Linked DNA regions of Homo sapiens: region 2 is linked to region 1. Evidence: chromatin contacts called from ENCODE Hi-C or POLR2A ChIA-PET data. All regions are on one chromosome and are shown on one strand. The core of a region is the stretch at or near the end of the contact, and the rest is flanking DNA. Distances in the headings are between cores, read along the strand shown. Region 1 holds the start of SNHG18 (small nucleolar RNA host gene 18). Region 2 has its middle 39 kb from the start of MIR4636.

Region 1 (5,878 bases), core at 1,941-4,440:
AAAATAAAATCACTTGAAACTCTTAAAACTAATCACCAAGTTAAGTAAAACTGTGTCACGATTCAGATAGGCAGCTCTCTCTAACATCAGGAGCATCTGACATTGTCCCCAAAGAGCTGGCATCTGTTATTTTGGGCCACTAGCACACGGTACAGAGAAAGGCTTGTTGGTTGTAACATTTGTCCTTCAGCAAGAGGCTAACATGACTCTGGAACTAAATTTCTTACTGCAAATCCATGGACGGGGCTTCAGAAGGCCCATGACTCTAAAATTTATGCAGAAGTTTGTATAAATGTGCTTGTATTTATTTCGGTCTCGTGGTCAATAAGTTTTAACAGCCTCTGAGCTGTAAGTTTCTACGTTTCATTCTCCCAAGACACGTGATGAAATCATTTTAAAGGGAAACGGCAGTGAAGAACGCAGGTTTATTTTTACCAAATTCTGAACGTCTCAAAAATTTCCTCTGGACAGAGACAAGCTTTACCACCCAGGAGGCCAAAGCTTTACTCGCAGCAGGGATCTCGCAGCTGTTTGACATTATAACAACCAAATGAGTTAGTGCAATTCACAAAAGACATAAAATGATTAGCATCATCTGTCTTCTCCCTGTTAATAAAAGTACATATTGGCTAAAAGCACATAGAAATAGATGTCAGTTTGTCAACCCCACACTTCAATGAGTATACAGATGCTTAGTGTGACTGCATGGAGCAACGTGGATGAGCAAGCTTCTATCTCCAAAGTTTTTACAAGAAAGAAACTCAAGGGAAAAAACATCTGTGTTTCAAGTGAACCAAACAATTACACTTAGGGCTGTATTTTTCATGAAAAAAAAAAAAAAACATAGAAAAAGAAATCTTTTGGAGGGGAAAAAAAAATCCATGTTTCTTTTGGTGTAAATACAGGCACAGACAAGAAAATTATTTCAGTTATACATAACTTAATGGTATTATCTGCTTGAACTGAAGTTGTGTAAAGTGGTCATGATAAACATTACACTCTCTAAAATAATGAAACTGGCATTAATTAGCAACAAATTCAGCAATCCTAATTAGGTATTGAAAAATCTTTCTTATTAAAGCCTGGTTTTGTGTTTCTGTCTCCTTATGAACAGACTACCTCTATAATTAATAACATATCTGCTGATTCCAAACTCAGCCATTATGACAGAGCTCTTCTCGGTAAGCTAGACGTAAAACTTGTCTTTCTTCAAAACAAACCAGAACAATCATTTGTGACTCCTGATGTGTTAACTAAAGTACCCCTAAAAAGCAGAACGGTATTAAACAAAGCTCACGTTATCTTCCCTCAATTTCGATTTCTTTCTGAGTAAATGTAACAGTCACAAGGAAGGCAGATGCCCAGACAAGGAAGACTTTACAGCGATCTTTTTCTCTGGAAGAGACCTTTCTAGTTAGAGCATTTATGTCTGGCCACCACCTTTCCTGTCCCCTCTCCTAGCAAGGCTGACAGCTCTCTATAGCCACCAGATCAGCTCCCCCAACCCCCGGCCCCCAAAATGAAATTATTGCAAGATCTGCCTGGTTCTGCTGTTTGTTGCCTGGGACTCCCGCCCACTCGCCCAGGACCCAGCAACTGCCTGTGGCGCCTCGTCCTCCGAGCGCTCGCTCGCAGCGCCCCCTGCCGGGAATCCCGAGGACGCCGCAGGCGCAGGAAAGTTAAATCCCAACTCCGGCCGCGGCATCCTGGTACAAAGCAAGCAAAGGGCGAGGAGGTGAACGCGCTTCCCGCCAAAGCCAGGGGAACAGGGATGTGACCGCTCCAAGCCAGGCACCGGCCGCCGCGGGGAGCGAGCCGGGGGAATCACTCCTCCACGACCGTTCCCACGCACATCTTGGGAGAAACCATTCCCTCTGGAGCCCGATCTGCCCGAAACCCTGGGGTCTGAAACCCTGAGCCGCGGTGTGCAAAATCCGTGGAGCAGCGGAGGGATGCCTGGTGAAAGGGGCTCGCCTAGCTGCAGCGCACCTGGCTGGTGGTTCCCCAGGCCTCTGCATCCCCCGCCTTAGTGTCTTTCATTAACCAAGGCGCTTGGCGGAGTTGAGCCCAAGTCCCATTGCCTCCCGGTTCCCCTGTAAGGAAAGCAGGAAAACCTGCCCAAGCCGGTGGGGCTGCGAGGTGGCCGCTCCCGAACCGCCAAGTCCCGACCTCCGTGTCCCCTGCCCCCGGCTCGCGGCAGTGCGAGCCTGGAGGCGCGCCGGGGGCGGGCACAGACCAGTGTGCGCACCTTTCCGGGTGTTGGGCAGGGGTCCCGTCTCGCCCACCGCGACACTCCGGCTCCTTACCTCTCCATGCTCAGACCTCGGCACAGGCGGGTACACAAACTTCCAGCCCGTGCACTAGCTCAACTGTGGGCGCCCCCGGACTGACGGTCGTCCTAATCCTGTACGCGCAACCCCCGCCCAGGTGCCTGCTGATGGATCCCACCCGAGATCGGCACCACCCACCAGCCGACCGCTGCAGTCCCCGGGTCCCGGCCAGCGGCGCGGCGCGGCGCGGCGCGGTCAGGGGCTCCTGCCAAGGCCACGCAGGAATCGGGCGGGGGTCGCTCACCAGGTGCGAGGAGCGCTGGTGCCAGTCATCCAGCGCCTGGGGGCCAGAGCGGCTCCGAGGATCCTCTTCAGCACCTGGCTAGGGAAGTGGAGGCAGCAGCTGCAGCCGCCCCCTGCCACTTCCCCAGAGCCGCCCCCTACTCGCTGAGTTCCAGAATGGGGGCACCGGCTTGGGGGCCACGAGCACGGTCCCCGAGCGCGCGGCCAACCGGTGGGTGGGCAGGTTCGCGCCCAGCAGAGACGACCCTCGAGGTGGCAAAGTTGGGTGTCCAAGCCAGCTCCGCGGGGCAGTCCTGGGTGGGAGAAGGGAGCGTCCCGGGATGAGCGACACTGGCCGGGCCGCCCCTGCACGGGGAAGGTGGAGGGCCGGGGCTGCAGCGGGCCAAGGGCCGCGGCTGGCCTGAGGCTGCGAAGCCCACCCGCGGCGGGAAAGCAGCGCTCGGGAGCGGGCTCAGGGAGAGCAGCCGCCACCGGCGCCGCCTTCCCGGCAAGTAGATCGGCGCGGGGCGAGCGGGCGCGGAGAGCGCGGGGCGGAGAGCGCTGGGCGGGGAGCGGGGGACAGCCTGGGCCCACCCCCGCCCCGCCCCGCCCCTGCCCCGCCCCCGCCGCCGCGCCGCCTCCTCCTCCTCCTCCTCCCCGCCGGGGTGAAACTCGAGCGCCCCACCCGCGCCTGACCTCCCCGAGCCCCTCCCCGGGCCCCGCCCCTTCCCGGTACAGGACCCCCACCTTCGCTCCTGGGAGCCCCGCTGCACCCCAGGAGTTCCATTCCAGCCTCCCCAGTGCGAGTGCGGCCGAGCGCTGACTTTTGGGGGCTCCCTCCCCCGTCTCACTGGGTCCCTCTGCGGCTCCCCCGCCCGCTGTCCCGGTTCAGACGTGGCTGCACCCCGGAGGGGGGCGCCGGCCGAGACCTGAGACGTGGCGCTCCCTCTCTGCCGGCCTCGGCTTCAGGTACGTGCGGTTCCCTCGGCTAAATCTGGCCCGGGGGATGGGGGGCAGGGGCCGTCTGGTCCTCCGGAACTCGAACTTTGTGATTTTGTTCTTTCTGTGTGACATCCTCATCCGTTCTGAGGGAGAAACTCCTTAAAGAAGACGAGAGAGTCAGTCGTTGCGGGTTCTTGGAGGAGCACTTTGGGGGTGAGACTCCCGGCTAGTTCGGGTCGATTTCAGCGGGATTAAGTCAAGGAAATGAACAAATCTGACGAATCAGGGAGGCCAGAGAAGGCGTCCCCAGGTAGCCACGCTGAGCGTTAAGAGAGAAGTCCCGTATGGTCAAAGTCATTCGTCCAATTCTGTGTCAATTATTCCTTGTTGCACTTTTGCAGGATCCTTGGGCCTTACTAAGTACTCAGGTGAAAAGTTGATAATTGGGAAGCAAGTAAAGTACCTTTGAAGACGTGTATAATTGGACACTTTGTTGCAGTTCTTCAGTTTCTGGAGGAGGCGGTGGGGGGGGAGAGGGAGGGGGTCAGCCTCGCGAAAAGAGCAAATGGTAAAGTTATAGGAGTATAAGGCATAAAACTTGGGTTGGGAGTCCTGACTGGCCTTGAGTGGCCCTTTCCCACTGGATGGGGGTGCGGGACAGTATCTCTGGGCCCTTTTTACTCAGTCTGCGCCTCAGAGGGAGGCTTGAAGGTCCCCTGCATGAGGAAATGTGTGAATTGCCCCCTCCTGACCGCAGTGAGGTAGGGACCCCCGCAAGGACCCACGTTCACACCAGCGCCCTTCCAGCCAGTGGTGGGGTATGGATGGGCCTCGCTGGTCCTGGGCATGGTCCGGTGCGTCCATAAGGGTTCCATTGAGCTCATCCATAAAACAAAGAAGCTATTGCAGGCTGCAGGGTGTCATAGCTCGCACAGTAGCCATGCAGACCTAAGAGGACAATGGAAATACAAATTGCTATCGATGTGTCTTTATTTTCTAGAACTTTTTTTTAAAATAAAAGAATTAAGTGAAAGCAATTCCGAAGGTTTCTATGAAAGCCCAGCCCATCCCCAAATGCCCAGTCTCTGGCACGGGTGATCTGGCTGTCTTGGGTACTCAGGCCTTACTGGGATTTCCTTTAAGACCTCTGGGAGGAAGTGTCAGTAGCTGGGCAGGCCTTCTTGGCAAGCATTCCTCCCTGGGTTGTGGCGGGGGCTCCCGGCCTGCTGTGTGGCAGCTGCAGGCTCCTGGGGACCTGAAGGAAAAGCTTAACCGTTCTCCCTTCCCTTGCTTGGCACTTAGAGCACTAGTTCCATTCCAGACATTCCGATTATCTTGCCTACGTGGCACAGAGGCCTAGGAGCCTCCCTGGGAGGAAGAGGCAGGCCAAGGTCTTGCCTGGCTGCTTCTAGGGGGAAAGATGTAGGGAGGAAGCTGCCTTATGCTTGGATCTGCAGCCTTTGCCTGGACCTGTGGAGCCTACGTGGCCAGGGTGAGGGAGACAGAAATTAGAACCCAATGTATTCAGCTAATCCTCTTCTTGCCTCTGAACATTGCCGTTAATACTTGAAAAGAAAAAAAAAAAGCAAAAAAACTCTTGGCATATAGAGCTAAGCAGTGGGAAGAAGATAGCTTTCTAAACCATGACCCAATAGGTCTGATAACATAACATTTAACTGGATAAATTACATAATTTTGTATATATGTAGGGGGGAGTTGAATTCAGTTTTGCTGTTTACAGGCTGCACCAATGCATTGTTAAAAGATGTATATTTTAGTGATAATTGTGATTAATTACAAAATAATTGCTAATAAGCAGGTAAATAAACCAAATTATAATTTAGAGTGCATCCTTTGTTTAAAGTGAAATGGATCTAAATTGAGGATATAATTTTGAGTTTTAATCTGGGGAAAGTTCTTTAACTTTTCTGAGCTACAGTCTCTTCACCTGGAGCTTAGACACACCAGCCTGGCAGGGGTATGTCAGCTGTCTGCTTGAAAGGAGAAAGACAGTAATCTGTGTGAAATACTCACCGAGCACCCAACATATAAGCAGGCTCTTCATAAAGTCATTTTGAGGTATCCACAAGTATTTCTTTTTTCTAAACAAAATTTCTTTGTTTTTTGTTTGTTTTGCTTTGCAAAGGTCTTGCTTGCTAGAAAGCTATCTGCATTAAGCTGCTTCTCATCACATTATAAAACTAAGGATGATCATTTTTAAACAAACAAAAGTATTTAGTTATCTTTTCAAAGTAAAATATAGCTTTCCCTAAACTGTTTTAGGTGAGCCATGCACACAATGTGAAAGAATGAAGAAACCAACAAAACACTTGGTGAAAATGATGAATTCTGGGGCGCTGATTCATGTGACTTGAAAAATGCCA
Region 2 (6,127 bases), core at 1,194-3,693, 530 kb before region 1:
CGCCACTGCACTCCAGCCTGGGCGATAGGGGGAGACTCCTCTCAAAAAATAAAATAAAATAATAAAATATTACCAAATCATTTTAGGATCTTACTGCAAATAAAACTTGTGCCCTTCAGTTCCAGCTGACTTAACTCTTTCATATATTTCACACTAGTAGCCTCTCTACCCAGTAAAATGCTTTGGGAACTCCTACCATCCCCACCATCTGAAGTTTGGTATATTTGAAAAACTCTCCCATTTATAATTTCTGTAAAACTTTTGAAAAAATATTAATCAGTGAAAAATCAAACTCAATGATCAAATGGGAAAAAGCATATCCTGGTATGAAATACGTTTTTGCTGGCAGATTTTTCTTCTCATTCTTGAGTAGCTTGTGTGGTCTGTTAACGACCTTACCCTCCATTTTCTGAAGGAAAGTTCAGAGGTTGTATTTCTGTTCTTTTTACCTTTTATGGTTTCCCAACATTATCTCATTTGGTAAAAGAAAAATATACCAGAAAAAAACTATTACCATAACAAGCAAAAAGCTACCTGCCAAACTCTTTCCTTCTCTGATCACAAAAGCAGAGAGCCCAAGATAAACAACAACCATGACTACTGACCAAGGAAAATACATTTTTTTCATAATTTTTGAAAAAATTGAAGTACCTCACTGTCTTTTTTTCAACAATACAATCTAGTAATGAGAATGTTACCTTAAATGTACAGAAAGCCATTCTTCATAAGAGCTAAAAGAGTATTTTGTGTTTGAACAATTCCTTCCATCTTCCAGGGAAGCCAGGAAACGACTTTGCTCTAAGGAGTTGCCATGTACTCCTGTACTCCACAGAACAGAGCAACCAAGGATCTAAATGGAGAATCAGTCTTCACAATGGCACTTCTGTTATGGATAATCATAACTTGCTTGTGTTTTACGGAACCCTTAATCAATCCCCAAAATAGACTTCTGACCAACCTGACTCTCCATTTCCCTGCTATGGAAACATATCTGTTCTGGTATTTACTCAGTTTGAAATCACATTTCCTTTATTCAAATGCTATGGGATTTAAAAGAATGTTCAACATCCCAATTGCCACAAGGAGTTTTAATAAAGTATCATATATTTAAAGGTTATTTACATCATTTTTCAGATTTTATAAAAGCAATAATAACAATGACTTATATTTGTTGAGCACTTGCTAGGCAGTCAAGCATTTTTCTTAGTGTCATATGGATTAACTCAATAATCATCAAGATAAACCTGTAATCTAAGATGTTCTTATTATCCCCATTTTACACATGAGAAACTGAGTCATAGTAAATGCAAACAGCCCCCAGATCACCCAAACAGTAATGGACAGAGACACTAGCAAAACTCAGCCCACACCTCCTCTCTGCCATAGGATGTCCAGGTCCTTTGAAAGGGAATCATCCACAGCTGCCTTAGTCAACACTGGCATCCAATTATCCAGCCTGAACCTTGCACCTAGGAGTACAGAGATGGAGTATCCTCAGATTAAAGTCTCAGGAGCATCAGGAGTTCTCATTCCCACATGGTCATGTGGTTTTCTAAAATGTGATCAATTAAATGATTTTAGCTGCAGTTAAAACTTTCTCCAACTTTCTTTATATCACATATTCCCTGGAGGTAGGTGATGTTGGAATGGCTATGGGCATCTCTGGGAGGTTCTAAGGGGAAACTGAGATTGGGATAGATTTAGTTTAGGTTTAGAGAAATGCATGCATGTGGCTTGCAGACACTGCCACGTGCAGTAAAGTTTCTGTGGGCCATCTTGCAGTAGCACGGGAGTCCTCAACGTCCATGTGTCATGTCATTAATGTGCTGATGTGAAGAGGCAAGATCAGAGGCGCTGTCCTCCAGAGCATGGCCCCTGAAGTACGTGAACGGTAAAGCTAGTCTGTGGAGTTAATTATCCTAATCTCTTAGCTCATACATGAATGAAAGTTGATAGGAGTGTTCCAAAATTTGACAAAAATACCAAATATTTACATGTGATTATACATAACAAGCTGTAATTGATACAAATAAAAAACACACATTTACATCTGATTATACATAACAAGCTGTAATTGATATAAATAAATCAACCTTAATTAACAATTATTTTCTATTCAGGCAATAAAAAAAGGCTATCATATGATAGAAAAGTCAAAGTATACACAAATAAGAAACATAATAAAGACATGTCTGGCAGTTAACACAAATATTGTTATTCCTTGAAATTATTAGATATATAGTTTCTATCAGATTTTTTAAAGTGAAGTTTGTTGTGATTTCTTTTCCAAAACTAAAATCCACATTTCTACTGGACTTTTTTAGTGTTCATTTTATATTTCTTTTCTTTCAAAAGGCTGTCTGAATTAAGCTTCAGATACTTTAAAAATGACCTATCCCTATGAGTATGGGCTAAAAAATGTATGTGTCAGAAGTTGAGTCAAAATGACTAGAAGTTCATGAAAAATGTTGCTCTAAATTCAGAATCAGGCCTGCCTTAGTCAGTCCAGACTGCTATAACAAAATACCATAGACTTCTTTGGGAGGCTGAGGCTGGCAGATCACAAGGTCATGAGTTAGAGACCATCCTGGCCAACATGGTGAAACCCTGTCTCTACTAAAAATACAAAAATTAGCTGGGCGTAGTGGCATGTGCATGTAATCCCAGCTACGTGGGAGGCTGAGGCAGGAGAATCACCTGGATCAGGGAGTCAGAGGTTGCAGTGAGCTGAGATCGTGCCATTGCATTCCAGCCTGGTGACAGAGCGAGACTGCATCTCAAAAAAAAAACACAAAGAATAAAAACAACAACAACAAAAACATAGATTTAACAAAATACCATGACTTAAACAGCACTTAATTCTCACAGTTCTGGAGAGTGGGAAGTCCAAAATGAAGCGCCTGGCAGATGGTGTCTGGTGAGAGCTCATTTCCTGCCTTGTGGAGGGCCATCCTCTCACCGTGTCCTCCCATGATGGAGAGCAGAGAGAGCTCCTGGAGCATCTTCTATAAGGGCTGCACCATCCTGACCTAATCACCTTCCAGGTCTCACCTCTTAATACTATAACCTTGGGGGTAAAATTCAACACGTGAATTTGTGGGAGACATAAGCACCCAGTCCATAACTGAGCCTCTCCAGCTGGCACACTTACTTGTGAGTGTGTATTCCCCGGGCCCACTGGGCAAATGTGAGCAGCTCATAGATTCAGAATGGAGCCCCTCAAGCTGCTGTCCTTACCTGTGCAAGTGTGCACACCTGGTGAGCCCTTCTCTCTGTCCCTTGCCCACTGAGCAAATATCTCCCGAGCACCTTCTAGGTATAGGGCTCTCAGCAGGCCCAAGGAAGGGCAATCAAAGAAAGACAGAGGCTGTCCTTGCCTCCTCAGGCTTAGGGTATAAAGGACAGGACTTTCATCACAGGATCACACAGAGAAATACTGATAGCCTCAAGGATTGCTGGGAAGGAAAGGTGCCCAGGGCGCTGTAGCGGAGCCCCTTTCTTTTTGGCAACTTTCTCTTCTCTTGAGGAACTTTCTCTTCTCTTGAGGAAGTTACTTAATTACCAGAGCGCAGACTGATTCTCCACCTATCTGTCTTTCAGGCTCTCTCTACCGCTGTGTCTCTACCTGTGTCTCTCTCTCTGTTTTATTCTCTCCATTCCCCTCTCCTTCCCTTTTTCTCTCCCTCAGGCTGACATTTTAAAGGACTTCAGATGACTTTAAACACTTTAGGGAACAGGTGTTCAGACTGTGATAGGAAAGTTTTGATTTAGCCTTAAGCAGCCTTGACTTTGCTGTGTGACTTTACAGATGTCACCAAGTGATCTTCATTCTTACAGAGGACAGTCACGCCTTACTTCGCAACCCACATGGGCTATTACAAGGATTCCATTCCTTAAGAGATAACGTGTGCTTTAAAAGATTTAAATCTATCTATCTATCAATCAATCATTATATATTATAGTTAGTACTATCAAGGGCATGTGGAAATTTTAAAAATTTTTCTCTTCAAAAAATTTAAAAAGAAAATAATAAGCTAAATGTTTTAGAGAAAATGAATACATACCACAAGAGTGTGGGAGAAAACATTTCAGAATATGTGATCTTAATTATCTTAAACCATTAAAATGTGAAACATTCCAAAGACCTAACCCCATCTCAAAGAGCAAACTGTTCAGGAAATTACTGTCAGCTCCAGCGTGACCCCATCACTCTGCCCCGGGCTTCCTGTGGTGGCATAACTCTAACCACATTCTGTTATGTTTAATTCTTAGGGTCTCATTTTTTCTAATTATATTGAGAATTTTCTGAGAGCAGGGAATTGAATCCTTTTCCTATTTGCATTATCACTGTAACTCATGAATTTTAAAATGTTTATGGATTTGAACTGACTGTCTGCCACTCCTTGGTACACCCCTAGTTAGAAGCAGTGAGCTTTCCAGCATCTTTTTCCCATATAGCCATTATATTCGTCCTCTGGGGCTGCTGTAACAAAATACCACAGACTGGATGGTTTAACAATAGACATGTTTTCACAATTCTGGATGTTGGAAGTCCACAATCTAGATGCCAGCAAGTTAAGTTTCTTGCGAGGGGACTCTTACTGGCCTGAAAAATGCCACCTTCTCTCTCTGTCCTCTTGTCATCTTTCCTCAGCACAGGGAGAGACAGGGAGGGGCATGAATGAGTGAAAAAGCACAAACAAGCTCTCTTGTGTCTCTTCTTATAAGGAAATTAATCCTATTGGTTCAGGGTTCTACCCTGATGTTCTAATTTGACCTCAGTTTATTCCTCTGAGGTCCCATCTCTGAATACAGCCACACTAGGGATTAGGGCTTTCACATATATATGTGGAGGGTGGGAGCACAAATTTCCAGCCCATAACAGCTAAGCTGGCCAAACCAGATGTAAGATTATATTTTCAGTTCACATCGAGACTTGCCTGTGTGCCTCCATTTGTACTGCTCCAGGCACTTGGATGACACAAGTTGGTTTACAAATTTTCCCAGATTTATTCAGGTCAAAATGCCACCACTCAGAGGCAGAGCCAGACAAAAACCTTATAATTGCTGAGGGCTGGTCTTGCACCAAGCATTTGGCCTTTTTTTTTTTTTTCTGTATTATTCTTTCCTTAAGACAACTTCAGTTCCTCTCCCTGTCTGTAACCACAGATTCACATTTCCCAGGTGTTGCCCTATGCTGTCCCCAGTGAGGTCCAGAGCTTCTCCTGGGAGGTTGAACAGATGGATAATGCCCGGCCTGGCCCCAGCTTAGAGGATGCCTCTCAAGAGCATCAATGCATGCATCATTATTTTGCAGTCATTCATCTGTTCCCCAGATTAGAGCTGGGTTTCAGGGAACCTTTTAGTTATTTCCCTTGGTCTTCTCTGGCATAAACACCACTGTGCTCTCAGCAGATTTGGCCACCCTAAAATCTGTCACTTCTGCCTGGTCATTAGAGAAGGAATTGATACAATCAGTCTTCCTTAACCAGTAGCTCTAACTGCTAACCTTTATACTCTAGGAGCTGGTTGTTGACTAGAACAATGCTTCCCTCTCGTAGACCTTTGTAAAATAAATAGCTGTTCTTGCCTACCACTCTATCTATGGGTCGCATCTTTTGTCTCTTGTGAGGGAGTTAACAAAAACCTTTCAAATCTAGAAAATATTGCATGTCTAAATAAATCATGTCTCCTGAGCTTTCTTTAGTGACTACTGTGTCAATTTCAAAAGTTCAGTGATATATTAATATTATAAAAGTCAGCACTTACAATTTTTCTATTTGTATTAAATCTCTATTGGCTAAAGATTTACTTGATATTCTTTCTTTCTTAGTTTCTTCTTGTTTCTCCTGACTTGTTGTTGTTGTTGTTGTTGTTGTTGTTGTTGAGAGGGAGTCTCACTGTCTCCCAGGCTGGAGTGCAGTGTCTTGATCTTGGCTCACTGCAAGCTCCTCCTCCTGGGTTCACGCCATTCTCCTGCCGAAGCCTCCTGAATAGCTGGGACTACAGGCGCCCGCCACCATGCCCAGCTAATTTTTTGTATTTTTAGTAGAGACGGGGTTTCACCAGGATGGTCTCCATCTCCTGACCTTGTGATCCGCCTGCCTCAGCCTCCCAAAGTGCTGGA

The links. A loop is a pair of places that touch in the nucleus more often than their neighbours do. ChIA-PET counts read pairs that join two places held with the same protein, here RNA polymerase II (POLR2A). Pooled maps may share reads with other maps.
Region 2: a loop to region 1 is called in a map of ascending aorta, with 2.2 times the contacts of the local background. The contact joins the enhancer-like site here to the promoter of SNHG18 in region 1. A Hi-C loop is called at or near these places in 1 of 168 maps with a recorded cell type or tissue (ascending aorta) and 1 of 50 pooled maps. POLR2A ChIA-PET finds 5 or more read pairs at or near these places in 1 of 52 experiments (PC-9).

Annotation. Positions count from the first base shown.
Region 1 is chr5:9,543,010-9,548,887 of GRCh38, forward strand. It overlaps SNHG18 (small nucleolar RNA host gene 18), which reads left to right and starts at 3,191. Exons shown (of 3, transcript NR_045196.2): 1 at 3,191-3,521. SEMA5A (semaphorin 5A) reads right to left here and starts at 3,066. Exons shown (of 23, transcript NM_003966.3): 1 at 2,575-3,066. SNORD123 (small nucleolar RNA, C/D box 123) reads left to right here and starts at 5,818; the gene lies at 5,818-5,878. RefSeq lists a silencer at 3,000-3,189.
Region 2 is chr5:9,011,613-9,017,739 of GRCh38, forward strand. No RefSeq gene overlaps it. Among named protein-coding and RNA genes, the nearest start is that of MIR4636, 39 kb to the right of the region's middle. RefSeq lists an enhancer at 2,007-3,206. Within about 2 kb of position 2,444, at least 3 of the 41 ENCODE cell types and tissues checked have a DNase peak (open chromatin) inside an H3K27ac peak, as active enhancers do; they include ascending aorta, where a contact is called at or near this core.